Linked DNA regions of Homo sapiens: region 2 is linked to region 1. A link is a loop called in an ENCODE intact Hi-C map of the cell type or tissue named here. Cell type or tissue: psoas muscle. All regions are shown on one strand. Links, peaks and the distances in the headings refer to the core of each region. The heading gives the core; the rest is flanking DNA.

What was found. Peaks named below come from ENCODE experiments on the same cell type or tissue, not always from the same donor. Only the 100,000 strongest peaks of a DNase experiment are listed, where the experiment ranks them.
Region 2: a loop joins it to region 1, with 10 times the contacts of the local background. A loop is called at or near these places in 3 of 110 quality-filtered maps.

What each region holds. Positions count from the first base shown.
Region 1 is chr4:101,186,673-101,195,016 of GRCh38, reverse strand. The region is part of intron 2 of PPP3CA (protein phosphatase 3 catalytic subunit alpha); the gene reads left to right. Among named protein-coding and RNA genes, the nearest start is that of MIR8066, 50 kb to the left of the region's middle. RefSeq lists a silencer at 2,931-3,225. In psoas muscle, for the core only: CTCF peaks have their summits at 3,520 and 6,967 (motif pointing left); a DNase peak (open chromatin) is centred at 3,176; H3K4me3 peaks cover 302 bases; H3K27ac peaks cover 2,676 bases.
Region 2 is chr4:101,647,967-101,656,310 of GRCh38, reverse strand. No RefSeq gene overlaps it. Among named protein-coding and RNA genes, the nearest start is that of BANK1, 140 kb to the left of the region's middle. In psoas muscle, for the core only: no CTCF peak of the experiment used is centred there; a DNase peak (open chromatin) is centred at 4,370; H3K27ac peaks cover 1,205 bases.

The DNA of each region.
Region 1 (8,344 bases), core at 292-8,291:
ACAGGCATAAGCCACCACTCCGGGCCTTTTTATTTTTTATTTTATTTTTCGTGTTTTAGTTTTGTTATTTCTTATGGTCAGATACATATTTTGTGTAAGTATGCTTCTCTTAGGCCATAAAAATTAAATATTGTCAAAAAATTTTGTATGGGCTGGACGCGGTGGCTAACTCTTATAATCCCAGCACTTTGGGAGGCCGAGGTGGGTGGATTACTTGAGATCAGGAGTTTGAGACCAGCCTGGCCAACATAGTAAAATTCCATCTCTACTAAAAATACAAAAATTAGCTGGGTGTGCTGGTGGGCACCTATAATCCCAGCTACTTCGATGGCTGAGGCAGGAGAATCTCTTGAACCCAGGAGGTAGAGGGTGCAGTGAGCTGAGACTGTGCCACTGCACTCCAGCCTGGGTGACAGAGTGAGACTCCATCTCAAAAAAAGAAAAAAAAATTGTATAGTATACAGCTTCTAATACCAGAGACTTTGGATCTACTCTTTATGGAGTTTGCTTAATTTACAGGTTTTCATTTTTGAAGAAGCTAAAAATATTTTCCTCTTAAATATTATTCTGATTTAGACATAGAATAGTGTTCTTTTTGATATAAAGGGGGCATCTAAAAGTATTTCATATATATTAGTGATTGCTAATTTCTTTTAAAATTATTGGTCTTCAAATGAATATTTGAATTTGACTGTTAAGAAAGAGATAAGCTCTTTTGAGTATCAGACTACACCTTTCTTTATCAAAATATCTTGAATGATTCCCATTCTAGAGAGATTGACATTATTTACATTTTATTTTTGTCTGGCAATGCTATTTTTTCTTATTTGTAATTCAGAAGTATTAACTATGTTTAGGGTCAGGTAGAGGAGGAATTGGCTCGAGGAACATTAACCCAATATTGGACCAGTGGTGAGTAAGTCAAGCCAGAGACTTACTCTGTAAGTTACTGACCGATAACTTCTTTTGTGGAATTCAGAAATAAGCGTAGTAGATATGTAAACTCTCAAAAGAAGTGATCAATATTTTATAATTAAAAAGCCACTACCATATTTTCCTCTAGTCCTTCCCTCCTACTTTTTATTAATAAAAATGTTTCAGTCTCAGATGTTTAGAGAAGAGTTGTACTAACATTTGCCATGGTTTGCCCCCATTTAAGAAAAACTGAGGAATTAATGTCCTAGTTATTGGAAATCTAGATATTCCTTCATTCTTTTAGCATTTTTTAAAGTTAAAATGAACAAAGACTTTCTCTTCAAGTGTTCATAAGACAATGAAAGGTTTGGGTTCATTTAGGATTTTTTTCCCCTAAAAATTCATTATGTTTTATTTTGGAGAAGTCAGAAGGACCAGGAAGCCGCCTAGTCCCCTGACTCCCTGCATCTGTCCGTCTGGAGAGGGAGTAAAGGAGTGTGGACTTGCCCTCACAAAGCGGATTTAGCGTGTGGATTTAGATAGGTGAGCAAACCATCTTCATAGGAGTAGAGATGAAGTTTATCCAGACAAGGGGGCCATGAGGCCAGTTCTGTTTTTTTTTTTCTTTCAGCTAACATGGCTGACTAGACTGGTAGCTGTTTCAGATTTTTAATTTGAAGACTATTTCTGTGTTGCAGACATTTTGTAAAGAAAAGTATTTTTCCTCTTTGACATTTTTTTCCCAAAAAATGTAGTTGAACTTATCTTTGTATTCTTGCAAACACACAAATGGAACGTTGAAAAACTGTGGCCCCAAATCAGTGAGGCAACACATTTTGGTGATCCAATTTAATGAAATGTTTATTATACATTTACCTGGTACAGGTGGTATATATCACATACATGTGAATAAGACCTGGTCTTTGCCCTCCAAGGGCTCAGAATATAACAGGAAAAAATGGAAACAGATATCTAACCAAGCATAAGTACATTAAATTGTTGACTAAATTAAAGGATATAACCTAGGTGTATTCAAGCAAATTAGGAAGTATCCAAGTGGATATAGCTAATTTAAAACCAAAATGTGTTCCTATCTTCTAAATGAGTATTTCCTTGACAGTGCTCCTTGATTATTACATTTCATCTTTGAGTAAAAGAAACTATTAAATAGCTGGGGTCCTACCTGTTGTGAATATGCATTGAGAACTTATTGAAAGTTATGGCTATGGATGATAAAACATATGAGACATAGAATATCCAAGGTCTAGGTAAGGGAGTCAGACACATAAAGAGATAATTACTATAAGTTTTTTAAGAACTGTAATGGAGGTACCTAAAAACTGGTGTGAGAACTCAGCAAAAGGAATGCAGAGAGCCAAGAAAGTATTGACAGATTACATGATATTGAATTGTATCATGTATGATAAGTACAATTGTACTATGTGAAAAAGATGGGGAAGGATGATGTGAGCAGAGATAACAGCACATGGAAGCCACTGGTATTTTTTGTAAAGTGGCTAGTTATGTTCTTTGAGGTTTGCTGTGAGAAGGCAGGGTTTCAGAAGGGTATGAGAGGTGGGGTGGAGATGGGAGGATGAGACTGAGGCTGGAAGGTTAGGGTTAAATATTAATCTCTATAACCAGCACTTACTCTGATACCATTCTATAGGGAATGGGGGTTGAAGGGATCTTTGAGCAGGAGAGTTACATAATCATGTTTGTGGCTGGAATAGTGTCCTGGATGAGATGAGTAGGAAGAGGTGGGGAGGAATTCTTAAGAGTGGGGTGATTAGGAAACTTTCATACTTGTTCAAGGAAGCCATGGCAGGGTAGGGGGATTTAATCCTATTTTTATTACAAGACCTTTTATAAAATGAGTGTTCAAGTTGATTTTAAAACATCTGATTAGTTTGTATTTAAAACGTTAATATCTCTTAAAGTCTTCTTGAAAACAGTAAGATGATTTGTGCAGGGATCCAATTTACATTTCTCCCTGAAGTTCTCATATTTTCCTGTTTTCCTTTCACTTAGCAGAGAACATTCCACTCATTTGTAATGCAAAAGCAGACCGGGAGCTTAGGTTTTTTGAATAGAATGATTTAGAACTCATGTTCTGCTCTCTGGGCAGAGGGGATAGGCCAGCATCAGCTGGGCAAACTGCTAATCTCTCTGGTTTGCCTGTTTCCTGCAGTGGGGGATTTGTCCCTGGGTCAGCAGAGGATTCCCTCAGTGCCGGGGCCTGCCATTTAGCATGTCAGGCAGTTGCCAGGAGAACCCTCTGGCTTTGTTCCTGGATGTGAGAGTGGACTGGTGGCCAAGTTTAAGGTCATGGCAGTCCTTCCCTTACAGCAGCTGACGTCAATTAGGAGAATTCCCCTTGCCTGCACTCTGAGGAGAGTTAAGCAGGGATAGGAATCTGGTGTCTTCTGGGACCTAAAAGATCAGTGTTTATTCTCCTCATAGTGTCATTTGTCACTATGAAGCAATGTGGCCTTAGTTTATATGGAGATAAAATATTTTGTCTGGGGCATTTTGCCCACTTGTGATTTTAGTGGCCAAATCTTTAGGGCCTGTCCTGCAGCCAGAGACCTATTTTGGTACCCAGCCCACTGCTGGCAAGTCAGCACATTTCAGTCCCAGCCTGTGGCAGCCACACATCATTTTGATGTCCATATACTCCTTAATTTCAGCCCTTGGTTAAAAAAGTGATTATATTATAAAAGGTGACTGCATGAGAGCCAAAGTCCTTTGATCTGTTCACCTCTGGTCTTGCAAGGTTGTTCTTGGAAACGCTTTTTACAAATGTGAAAAGGGAGACAGGTGGAGTCAGTGTTTCCAAACTTGACCATAGATCAGAATCACCTGTAGGGCTTCACAAAATACAGATTGCTGAGTTCTGCCTCCAGAGTTTCTGATTTAGTAGGTCTGGAGTAGGGCCTGAGAATTTGAGTATCTGAGTTCCCAGATAATGATGATGCTCTGGATCTGGGACCACACTGTGGGATTCATTGGTTTAAGAACCTAAACTGAAGTCTCATAGCGGGTAAGCTGAAGACCTTGCCTTAAACAGGCATTTATCTACATATCCTATGCTTAGCTATTATACTACACTATTCTACTTCTGCATTGTAGGGTTAAAGTCTTGGGCTTTTGTTCCCGTGACTACAATGTTTTCCTGCTCATTACTGAAGAAAACATACAAAGAATACTGATGCGAAGGGTCCTCAAGAAGTAGAAGAAATAAATTATTTTGACTGTTGATTATAATTTATTATATTTTAAATAAAAAGTGTGTTTCTATAATACAAGCAGGCAGGATGAAACAGAATGCTTGGCATATTTGGGACATAGAGTTTATGTGTGTAGTTTTTCCCAGAAAAAAACATTCGTAGTTCTTTTCTTTACAAGCTCTTGGGGAGTTTACTATAGAAAGTTGCTACTGGAACAGTGTATCAAACAAAAAATGTAAGCCAGGGGCTCAAAATCAGGTATCAGTGAGCTGAGTGGTAATGAATACAGTATTCTATTAAGAATAGCTGAACCATAGTAATTCAGTATTTGTGTGTACGAATCAGTAATACTCTATTAACATCAATAAACATGTAGCGCTATCTATGGGAAACATTTGACAGTCATTACAATTACGTCATGGTTACATGAATAACTGTTTTACTTTAAGACACAGTATACATATCCCTTTTAACATCCCTTTTATGTTCTCATGAATTGGTACTTTTCACAAATAATGACATATTTAAGCACCTTTGGTAAAGCAATGCCTGTTGTTTTCACAGGAAGGTAAACATCCCCAGAATTATTATTCTTAAAATTTGAAAACAATCACTGGCAGTAATAATGCTCTAATTCTTTTGGAGAAGGCTAAAATATATTAAAATCAATACTATCGTGGCTTTAAGAGAAGTGGTGTTTCAGGTAATACTGAAATGCCTCCAGATAAGGAAGGAATATTTTCTTAGGTACTTTAAGGAAAAAACTGTAGATGTTTTCCTTGGTCTACCCAGGTAATACTCATATTTTCAATCTCATCTATGCTATATTCATTTTTATACTCATGTTTCCAATCTTATCCATATTCCATCTTCTCACTGAAGTGTTCCTAATAATTTCAGACTTCATTGATTTTATTCTCTTTCTGAGTCAGTAACATGTATGGACTATAATGAACAGTCTGAAATACCAGTCACTGACTGGTTCCGATCCATGACAAAATTTTCACTGATCCAGAGTGAAAATTTCATTTTCATTTTAGCGAACATGCTTTCTTTTTGTGTATGACACTATGGTGACAGTAGATCATAATTTTTTATAGTTTTTTGGGGGATAAACTGAGTTGTTTTTGTTTTAAAGCTAACACTTGTTAGGTTCTTTTGGTTTTGTTTTTTTTTTTTTTTTTGCCGTTCACTATCATAAACACTGTACTTTTTAACTCTTAGTGTTCACATAACCCTGTGAAAAAAGTACTGTTATCAGTTCCATTCTACAAATGAGGAAACTAAAGCTCAGTGAAATTGTCTATCTTACTATGGTTACCCAGCTACGAAGTGCCAGAATTGGGATTAAATCCCAAGCAGTTCAACTATGTCTATTTCTGTTTTATTTGGGGGTGGAGGTTAATGTTACAGGTTTATGAAGTCATTAAATCTGGAAGTAACCATATGTAACATGACATTAACTGTATTGTCCTGAATAATATTTTTGTTTCATACTGTTATCCTACTAAATGTTGAACATCTGAGGACATAAACATGCATTATGGTTTTGTGGATATTATTCTATTTAAAAATAATTTTAGTATAACTGCACGGCTGATTTGTACATAGTAAATTATGATAATAATATAATGGAAATATACGAAAACCTCTAGAGTATGTGTTTATATATGTGTGTGTTTCTTTGTGTTAGTGTAACCATTTACATAGCAGTTATCTTTTTAGTCTGTTCTGTTTTCCTGAGTTTGTTGATTTTATTGATTTCTGTCTTCTTAGTGGAGCGTTTTGGACACAGACACATGAGATAGTTGACGAACACCCAAGTCTGTTTGGAAGTTGTTTCTTACAGAAGAATCTGTGGTTTAGTGGATTTATAAAATAAAAAGAATATAAATTTTTCATGCAGCTAGTTTACTATTTTGTAAAGTTACTGTCTTGGTATATAAAGTGTAATATTATTAAAAATATAAACTAAATGCTTTTAGGTCCACACCTTGCTAATGGAAAATATATTACCTGAGAGAAGGCCTTCAGGCAGTTCAGTCCTGGCTTTGTGTTTGACCTGGAGGTCAGATAGCTATTCTTCTCCTGTATTTTGTCTGCCTTGCCAGCAGCATCACTGAGCATTGCCTTATGAAGTAACATGAAAGTCTGTGGAATGGTTTGATACCTAAGTCAGTCTGTTGAGGAGGTAGGGAAAAGCCTTCAAAAGAGCCCAATGTTCTTTTCCTCATATTAAACCCTAAAAGGTCTATGTAGCAAACTATATACATATATGTAAATCCATATCTAAAAGAGATAACAAAGTCTTAAGAAGTTACATTTTTAGATCGCGTTCATCATATGAAAATAATATTTATAGCAAAATGTATTTTGAAAAAGTAGGATTATACTGATTATACAATGACAGAAAAAAAATCTTATCCATGAGATAATCAAGTGTTTTTCAGAAATTTTTATGAAACAACATTGTATTTTAATATGAAGAGTAGTAGGAAGAAAAATTTTAGATAGAAATAAGGGAAGCCTCAAATGATTAACCAAGTTTTCTTTTGCCTTGTGCCTCTATTTTTAATGACTTATTTATCTTCATATAAATAGATGTCAAGATCACCATTTTATTTCACTGCTTTTCTTTTCAGATTCATATATTTTTGTCATATTCAAGATAGTATTATTGTTAGTTTTCTCTGGATTTTATGATTTGTGTCAGATATTTTAATACGAAAAGATATACTTGGAATTCATGAACCTGATTCCCAGAAATGCAGTTATTAACTCTCACGATCTCTGAATGTGCTATCTAATTTAAGATGCCATCTGGTGGTATGCATTTGATACACCTAGTTCTTTTAATTGCTCTCAGAATCATACATCCTATATTGCTTATGAAGAATATTTTTGAAATGACATGCAGACATTTGTTTTCATTTCAAACAAAGGATCGTTTGTGTTTCCCTTTCCGTTTTCTCGAAGTAATATGCATGTTTGCTTTGGTCTTTGTTAATAAGCATAATCTGATTCTTTCTTACAAAGCATTATAATCAGGCTGCAAGTTTCAGAACTCAGCTTTGCTCACAGACATTTGTAGAAATTCATTATCCTCTTTAAAATTCTAGTTACATATTTTTCATTTAATTTTAAAAGGTAAAGTTTGAGTGGATATTTGGATACCATTTGGCGAATAAGAGATTCTCAGATAATCAAGCATGAAACACATTATTCATTTGAAATTCTCTTTCTTATGTTTTAAACATTAAAGGCCAACTCCTTCAAAGGTGGACCTTAGCTTAATCTCAACCACTGCTTTGCCTTCTTCATGAGATAAGCTGGTAATATTTATTAAATATATATCAAAGGTAGGTGAAAGCTAGACATTAAATTGCCTGTATTATTGATATAAAATATCCATTCCACTTGAGACTCTGAATTGAGGAAATGTTAAAAATACATGAGAAGATTTTAGCTCCTTAGAAAATAATTTGTGGCTGGTTAGCTTAGTTTATTAAGGACGTGGTGGCAATGAGCCATCTTACAGACTTTTTTCCTCCTCTGTAGCCTGTTTAGAATTCTCAGTTTATTTTCAAACTTCTGGTTCAGTCAGTTTATCTTAAAAAAAAAATGACAGAAATAAGAAGAGGTGATAATAGGAAGTGTGATTTAATCTCTGCTGTGCAGGTCACCTGAGGTGTATCACCTAATGACAGTGCAGCAGTAACTTTATTTTCTCCCTATCCAGCATGGTGTCCACATTAAAATTGTGAATCTCTAAATTAGCATTTTGTGTCTGCCACTTTCTACCTTTGTACCACTCAGCAGGATATTCACCTCTTTAAATCTCAGCTTTCTATCTATTCAGTGGTGTTAGTGTCATGCCTGTCACTCAGAAAGAGTGAAACGCTGCAACCACAGCACAGATATGCCCAATGAGTAGTAAATTTTTGTTGTTATTGCTGTATCTGTTACTATTGTGACCGGTATTGTTGTTATGTATCTGTTACATCAACTGTTGATTCTAGTGTATGGTTTTTGGTGATTAGAAGTATAGACACCTTATAAAAACTCCATTAATTTGGATAATATAGCTTGCAGTTCCCCTTTTGTGGATGTAAGTAAAGACTGAGAGGGCTGTGCTGTGACAGAGTGTGCAGATAGTTCCTCCTAACCACAGCTGTCCCCTACTTACCTTTTCTAAATTC
Region 2 (8,344 bases), core at 325-8,324, 460 kb before region 1:
CCTTATTCTTATCTTTCTGGGTCTCAATTTCTTATTTCTTCAATTCTCAATTTTCACTTCCATTATCAAACTCATAAGCCAAAAGAATAAGTAGGGCAGCCTACTTGCCCCATTAGCCCTGCAGGGTGACTCATGTATCTCCAAAACTATAGAAACCAATCCTCTGCTACAGAGGTCATTTGATGAGCAGAAAGGGCAGACATCCCAAGTAGTTAAAGGAGTAAATGTTTTATCTATGCCAATTTATAAATTATTTATTAGGTGACTAAGTGTCACAGAGTAGCATGGAGTTTGACCTCCTGACCTAGTGCTCTGTCACAGTGTAGCGTTCTTCCATGGGCTGTGCTGCATAATCAGACTTTCTCCAGGCCCATGTTTCCATAAAGTATGCTCCATCTCAGGAAGCAGTGAAGAGTTCTTTTGCTTAGATACACACCACAATATAGGTTTTCCTTCATAGTGGACATTTCTGCACATAACACTGTATCACTCTTCTGGAAACTGGTATTTTAAGGAAGCATGTGTCTCTCAGTGTAACTAAGTAATACTAAATAGATAAGATATATAACTCTTTAAAGACTTTGTTTCATCATGTTAAATGCAGAAATACACACGCAGTTGTCAAATTCATCTTTCTAAATGATCTGTGTGCACCATAATCTGGTTTAGACAAAAATACCTGTCTGCAGTAACTAGGCTCCATGATGGCTCCTGATAATCCTCGCCTCCTGGTATTCACACTGGTGTGCAGTCTCCTCTTATTCTATGCCAGGCTTGATCTATGTGACCCACAGAATAAGGCAGAGTGGTGATATGTAAATTCTAAAATTCGATTATAAAATATATTGTGGCTTCCATTTTTGTTACTTCTCTTGGTGCTTTTCCTCTCATTCATTTGTTCTGGGAGAAGTCATGTGTCAGCAGCCCTATGGAGAGGCTCACATAGCAAGGTACTGAAAGTCCTGCCAATAGACCCTTGAATGAACTTGGAAACAGATCCTCCAGTCCTGGTCAGGTCTCCAGAGACAGCAGGCAACACCAGCAGCTTGAGGGACCATAGCCACAACCACCAGGGTAAGGTACCACTAGATTCCTGGCCCTCAGAAATTGGTGACGTAATATTTGTTGTTTCCAACTGCTAAGCCTTGGGGTAATTTGTTACATATCAAAAATAACAAATATACTTTCTTATCTCCTTCCTTTGGCAAGTACATGCTAGGACAAAATAAGGCTTTGGCTGGTGTACAGCATGTTATATTCCTGGGCCAGGTGTAGAAGTATGACATTGCTAACCTGTCGCAACCAGAAGTAGTTTCAAGAAGCAGTGTCTTAAGGAAGTTGCAGGTGAAGACAAAGTAGACAATTTGAAATTAACATGCTGTTTTCAAATGGAAAAAACAGAGAGATTGGACAAAGGAGAAAATTTAAAAGTGATGTAGGTGGGGAGAATAAAGACTTGAAAACTTCTGAGAATATGGGATTATCCTATCTGGTTTATGTGTTCTTGAAGAGGGCATGCTAGAAGTATTTTAAAAGGTTGCTCTTAGCAAATATTAATCTGACTTTCAAGGGCTGCCATCTTTGGAATCAATCTTACTATTTCTCTTTACCACTAATTCCATTTCTCAGTTTCAAAGAAATGTAGAACTTTTTAATCTCTTTTTAAATAAAAGTCATTACATCCAGCAGGCATTCCCTGTCTCCTACTCATATGTCCTCTTGGACTGCACCTATCTTTCAAGTTTAATCTGATTCATTTTCCCCTTTGAAATTTCCCCTAACAACCCAATTCTTAGAGATTGCTCCCTCCTGTTATGAAGAAATAAGTATCCATGACACTCACGTAATACCTTCGATTTTCATGCTTAACTCTACAATACATAAGCAATTTCTAGAAGGCAGGAAGTTTACATAATACATTATTATTATTATTATTATTATTATTATTATTATTATTATTATTGATATGGAGTCTCGCTCTGTCGCCCAGGCTGGAGCGCAGTGGCGTGATCTCGGCTCACTACAACCTCTGCTCCCGGGTTCACGCCATTCTCCTGCCTCAGCCTCCTGAGTGGCTGAGACTACAGGCACCTGCCACTACGCCCGGCTAATTTTTTTGTATTTTTAGTAGAGACGGGGTTTCACCGTGTTAGCCAGGATGGTCTCGATCTCCTGACCTTGTGATCTGCCTGCCTCAGCCTCCCAAAGTGCTAGGATTTCAGGCATGAGCTACCGCGCTCGGCCTTTTTATTTTTTTAAACAGAATTTCACTCTTGTCGCCCGGTCTGGAGTGCAATGGCATGATCTCGGCTCACTTCAACCCCCGACTCCCGGGTTCAAGTGATTATCCTGCCTCAACCTCCTGAGTAGCTGGGATTATAGGTGCCCGTGACCATGCCCGGCCAATTTTTGTATTTTCAGTAGACACGGGGTTGTGCCACGTTGGCCAGACTGGTCTCAAACTCCTGACCTCGTGATCTGCCTGCCTCCGCCTGCCAAAGTGCTGGGATTACAGGCGTGAGCCAACTCGCCCAGCCACCACTCAGTATTTTTGATGGTGTAGTCTTTTTTATAGATACACACACACAGAGGCATACACACTCACACATACACATATGTGTATACGTGTGTGTGTTATGTGTTAAATGGAATCAAACACTATATATTTATTATGTATATGCTTGCTTGTCTGACAATAAACAACAAAACATATTCACTGAATACCACATTTACAGACTTGGAGCCAAGCCTTGGGATACAATTTCTTGATGTAGCACTACATTAATACAAGGTGTTTTTTCTTTCTTCTGAAAGCAATATTTCACTTATTTCAGTCTTATAGGATATTTCTATCAAAAGCAACATTATAATTATGGGCAACGTTCTCAGTTGATATGGATTAATGTCATGTCATAAGCAATATCATCTACCACAAAAGAAATAAAACAACTATGGAACTATTTCAGTGGCATTTAAATAAAATGGATAAGGAAGTCAACTTGGTACTCAAAAGCCATGTAGAACTTACTTAGTTTTTCAATATTGACCATGAGATGGGCTATTGCTCCTTGAAAATCTATTGCCTTTCTTTTTCTCATGACTAGAAATGGCTCCGAAAGACAGAAAATGACAGTTTCTTCTCTCTTTCCCTTCTAATTTCTCTTGTTTTTCTCTCTCCTTTTCTGTAATTAAAAAAAAATACTCATAGGACTTAACTATTCACTTTGATAATCTATGAAATGGGAATAATAATAGTAGTTAGCTATGATGATAATCTAAGAATTTAATGAGAAAAGCCCTTAAAACAACGCCTTGCAAATGATAAGCACTTAAAATGTTACTACGTATTACATCTGTCTTGTTTTCTCATCCTAATGCCCACACTTTTGAGTATGTATGTGTGTGATCACATAGACCTGAATACATGCTGACTTTCTTTAAACTAAGGAACACAACTCTTACAGGATCCTTGATGCATGAGCTCTCCCCAGGTCTCACTCTTGATTACTTCAAACAAGGGCCAGTTATATCATTAATTAAGCAGGTAAGTATGAATTTCTTTTTCTTCTTCTTTTTTTTTTTTTCTGAGACGGAATCCTGCTCTGTTGCCAGGCTGGAGTGCAGTGGTGCAATCTTGGCTCACGGCAACCTCTGCCTCCCGGGTTCAAGCAATTCTCTTGCCTCAGCCTGTCCCGAGTAGCTGGGACTACAAGCGCGCCACCACATCCAGGTAATTTTTGTGTTTTTAGTAGAGACGGGGTTTCACCATGTTGGCCAGGATGGTCTCGATCTCTTGACTTCATGATCCGCCTGCCTTGGCCTCCCGAAGTGCTGGGATTACAGGTGTGAGCCACTGTGCCTGGCCCTAAGTACGAATTTCTTTCAAGTAAACCCAACAGATTGTTTCTGTTCAACAGAAAATGTTCATTTAATTTTTTAAAATAGTACAGCTGAACAATTACTAGAAGGAAACAATTTGGATTGCTTGGAGGCTGGTTAATAACGCAGGCAAAAACTTGTAATTGATATCAAAGATTTTTTTTCTGTTATCAAGAGTGAAAGGTTGGAATCTATATATTCACAATCTACAGCAAAAGCGAGCAAACAAACAAAAAAACCATATTAAAAGCCCTGACATTTGATCTTCATATTCTCCTAGTACTCTCTTAATACCTGTTAAATGTGCCATGATCCTGGCTGTGTATTATGACTACTAAATCTCGTATGAGAATGCAAGGTCCTAATCCCTAAATAGACTCACTATTGACTCAGGAATCTCACAGACCACATGGCAGCTTGGATATGATTGCCCTCACCCACTGTCACAGCTGCAGCCAAACCTGAATTCCCGGAGCATGCTTTCAATGACTGAATATAGTGGCAGCCACTTAAGCAGTCCCAGCTGCCCCTCAGTCATGACACTCACCCTTAGACAGAAGGATCAGCTCTGGGCAGGCAAATGGCACTTTGGTCATCTCTCCTTTCTTTGCCACTTTTTCCCTTGAACAAGCCATCTCCGAAACCCACCTCCCCCTTCAGAATTCTTATGTCATCTTTCATCTCCCTGACCAAAACTTAATGTCTAGAAAGTATCCAGTAATCTTTTTTGGCTGGGCGTGGTGGCTCACTCCTGTAATCCCAGCACTTTGGGAGACCAAGGGAGGCGGATCACAAGGTCAGGAGATCAAGACCATCCTGGCCAACATGGTGAAACCCTGTCTCTACTAAAAATGCAAAAATTAGCTAGGTGTGGTGGCACATGCCTGTAAGCAAGACTCCGTCTCACAAAAAAAAAAAAAAAAAAAAAAAAATCCAGTAATCTTTTTTAAGCTCAGATACAAATAACCAAGATTCTTTGAAGTATTATTTCTCCAGGTATTTGTATTTATTGGGGACCAAACCTTAAAAATGGAATGTATCTATAGAAGTCTAAATTGAAGCATCACTATTAAATTACTGGTAGGTAGCTGGGGGACCAACAGTCTTTGAAACCACATCACCTGAATTAGGCCATCCTATTGGCCAGTGTTGGATTTGAGAAGACAGTGATAATATCTGCTATATTCTGATATAATCTGATAATATTTTGCTTTGCATCAGCTGAACAACCCTGACATTTTTAGAATGCTCAGATCTGCTTTTCTAGTACCAGAGAATGACTATAAGATCAACAGGTAGGGAAAACTTCAGATAGAGAAAAATTGGAAGTTATAAAGAAGATAGAGTGTTTTAATAACAACTGCATCTAACCAGTTTTTAGGAACTTACTCATTTTATAAATGTAATATTCAAGAGAAAACTGAATAATTTTATCAAATCCAGTAATTGTTATTTATGTACATTGAGAATTCACTCATCAATATTTATTGGCAACCTTCAATGTCCCAGGTGACCTGTCATGCTTTCTTCTAATCCTTGTCCTTATCCATGCAGAATTTTAAATAGTTGTAATCATGGCATATAATTTTATTTTTCTTGCACTTACTATATCATAAGCATTTTTATGTGCTGTTATTTAGATATGTGACTTACATTCAATATATTTTCAGAAAAAAATATCTTTTTAAAATTAGTCAAATGAGAGGTGGCTATGAAATGAGAAGCTCCCAGAATTAATGGGAGGCATTATTAATGCCATGAGAGCCCTTTCCATAATTCCAAACTATTTTACCTGGAAAATTTCCAAGGAACATCATCATTTGTGCCCAGTGCAAGAATCAGGCAGCTTTGATTGGATTAGAGAGAAGCTAACAGCCCTCTGAGAATTTATTAGGTATAATTTATTTACATACTAGACATTATTAGTATGTACTCATAAGGCATTTTGCAGAATGCTCTTCATAAAACAGCAACAGCTCTAGTGAAAAACTGTTTTGTTTCCAGTATAGCTTCTAGAGGCTTTAAGTCTTCTCTGTCAAGGTTCCAGTGACTTTTGGAAACCAAATGAGAGTGATGGATTTGCCAGACCAAAGGCTTCCTCTGTATAGTCATGAGCTGCTAAAGGCTGAGCTTCAGTGTTTTTTTTGCCTTCAAATGAAAGCAAGCTGCATAGAGACTAGGACTTGGCAGGGCTGTGAAGTGAGCAGAGGAAGGGCGAGTATGAACAAGCAGGGAATGCTGGACTCCTACTAGGCTGTCTATCTAGCTAAGATGATTATGATTCAAGGAGGAAGTACAAAATGGTATTAAGGCTCTCTTCCTCCACCCTTAAAAATGTGGGTGAAGATAAGCTACATTTTCCCAGAATCTGCTCAAAACAAGACAAAAGCAATGTACTGAGCCAGGTGAGGAAGAAAGGCAGTGCACCCCACAGACAAGACTGCCCTGGTTGTACGGTGCTACAACATGATCTCAGTTGCTGTTAAATAAGTTTCGCAAGAAACTGAAGAATGGAAAGACAAGAGGTATGTGGATTCTGTGAATATGATATAAATAGAAGAAAAGAGTGTATTAATGTGAAAGGGTTTTTTCCTCTTTTTGCTCTTTTTTTAAAAAAAAATTTTTGACAGAGGGAAGTTGTTGCAATAAAAATCCATCAATGATCAATTCTACTCTCTTTGTCATTTTGCCTTGTGCTACATAGAACCCCAAATCAGTCACTACTAAAAACAGACAAACAACATCCACCCACCTTTCTCTTCCCACAGCTTTGACTAATGCCTCTGCCTCTGCCTCTTATAATAGGGGGGATCAGCCCCTGATATGTCATGAGTGGCACCCAGGATACTAACTATAGAACCCTCACTTCCTAGTCCTCTTCTTGGCCTCAACTCCTGCTATACAAGAGCTGGCCTTAGAAAAGCCAGCTTGACAAACTGTTATAAATTAGCAACAATAGTTGTTTATTGAAAGCCTATTATGTGCCTGCCTCAGGTCCACCCAATTCCAAAAGCTCTTCTCTTGCTTTGGAACCACATGTACTATTTTTGGTCAATATCTCTTTGTAGGCTATAGGTATTTTTTTAAGGCAGGGCAGCAGAAAATTGAAAAGGTTCCTTTACCCAAGGACTCCTCAGACATTTCAACTGTCTCATGCTTATGTGTATATACAAGAGGACAGTTGTGAGGAGGATGCCTCAAACTCCTGGGCCACGCTACTTCTCTTTTTCCTTTCCTTCCTTTTATTTCCTTCTCCTCCCTGCTCCTCTCCTCCTCTCCTTTTCCCTTCTCTTCCCTTCCATTTCTCCCCAGGTCCTCACAGTACTGCTCACAAAGATAACATGGCAAATATATTTAAAAGATAAATGTGGTCTATATAAATTTATTACATACCAAAGCTAATAACACTATATGAAATATTCCTAAGGCCTGTATCTTATGATTTTTCAATGAATTAAAACAGATAATTTGGTTGCAAAGTTCTTGTAGAACAAAAAAGTATATTTAAAAAGAAAAATTAAAGTGACCCAATAGTTTTCTTGTGTTACAAAAACAGGTCAAATTTCTGCTATTAGAATAAGACAAAAGTTGAATACAGAACTAAAGAGACGAATAGCTACCTTGGCATATTATAAATTCATGTTATCTTATTTCAAAGGTGCTTTCACTGGTGCTTGGCAAACTTTCCTTCCTTGTTCATTTCATAACCCATTTTGTAGAGCAGCTGTTCTGATCTTTCTGTTTTCCTTAGATCCCAATCCTGCTTGTGCCAGCCCCCTTCTTCCCACCTCACCCCAGTTTTCAGCAGATGACCTGACTCCTGCCCCACCAGAGAAGCAGGGCGCAAGCAGCACGGATTCCCTCATTGACCCCCACACTCCGTTCTCACACCCCTCTATTTCCTACTCCACCTGCTCCTCCCTCATTTGGGGCACTTTGTGCCCTCATTTTACCCTTCCCCACTAGCATCTCCAGTCTTCCCTTATACATGTGCTTTCTACCTTTAACAGAATCACACTTTCTTCCACAACCCCCACCCTCTTTTCTCACTTCTGGGAAAAAAATATCAAAGCCTAAATTATAATCTATGAAATCTCTGCCTGAAGCATCCACCCAGTTTTGTTTGTTTATTTTTAGTAGTGGCTGGTTTGGGGTTCTATGTAGTAAATGTGAATAGTTAGGAAAAAGATATTTTCTATTTCCGTATTTATTAGTCCTGAGGGTTAAAATGCAATTGAGTTCTACAAATGTATCACAAATTTAAGTCTGAATTCAAAAATTGAATTATATAAGAAATTCTGTGTCTAGGTGAAGTCCTTTTACCTGAGAATAGAGGGGGAAATCTGACACTCTTCCCAGCTCCATGGGATTCCTTTTTTCGGGGGAAAGTGGGGCAGGGCAGACAGGCCAGGGCAGAGGGAGGAGGAGGATCTATGTTCTGGGAGATGGGAGACATCAGACCCTT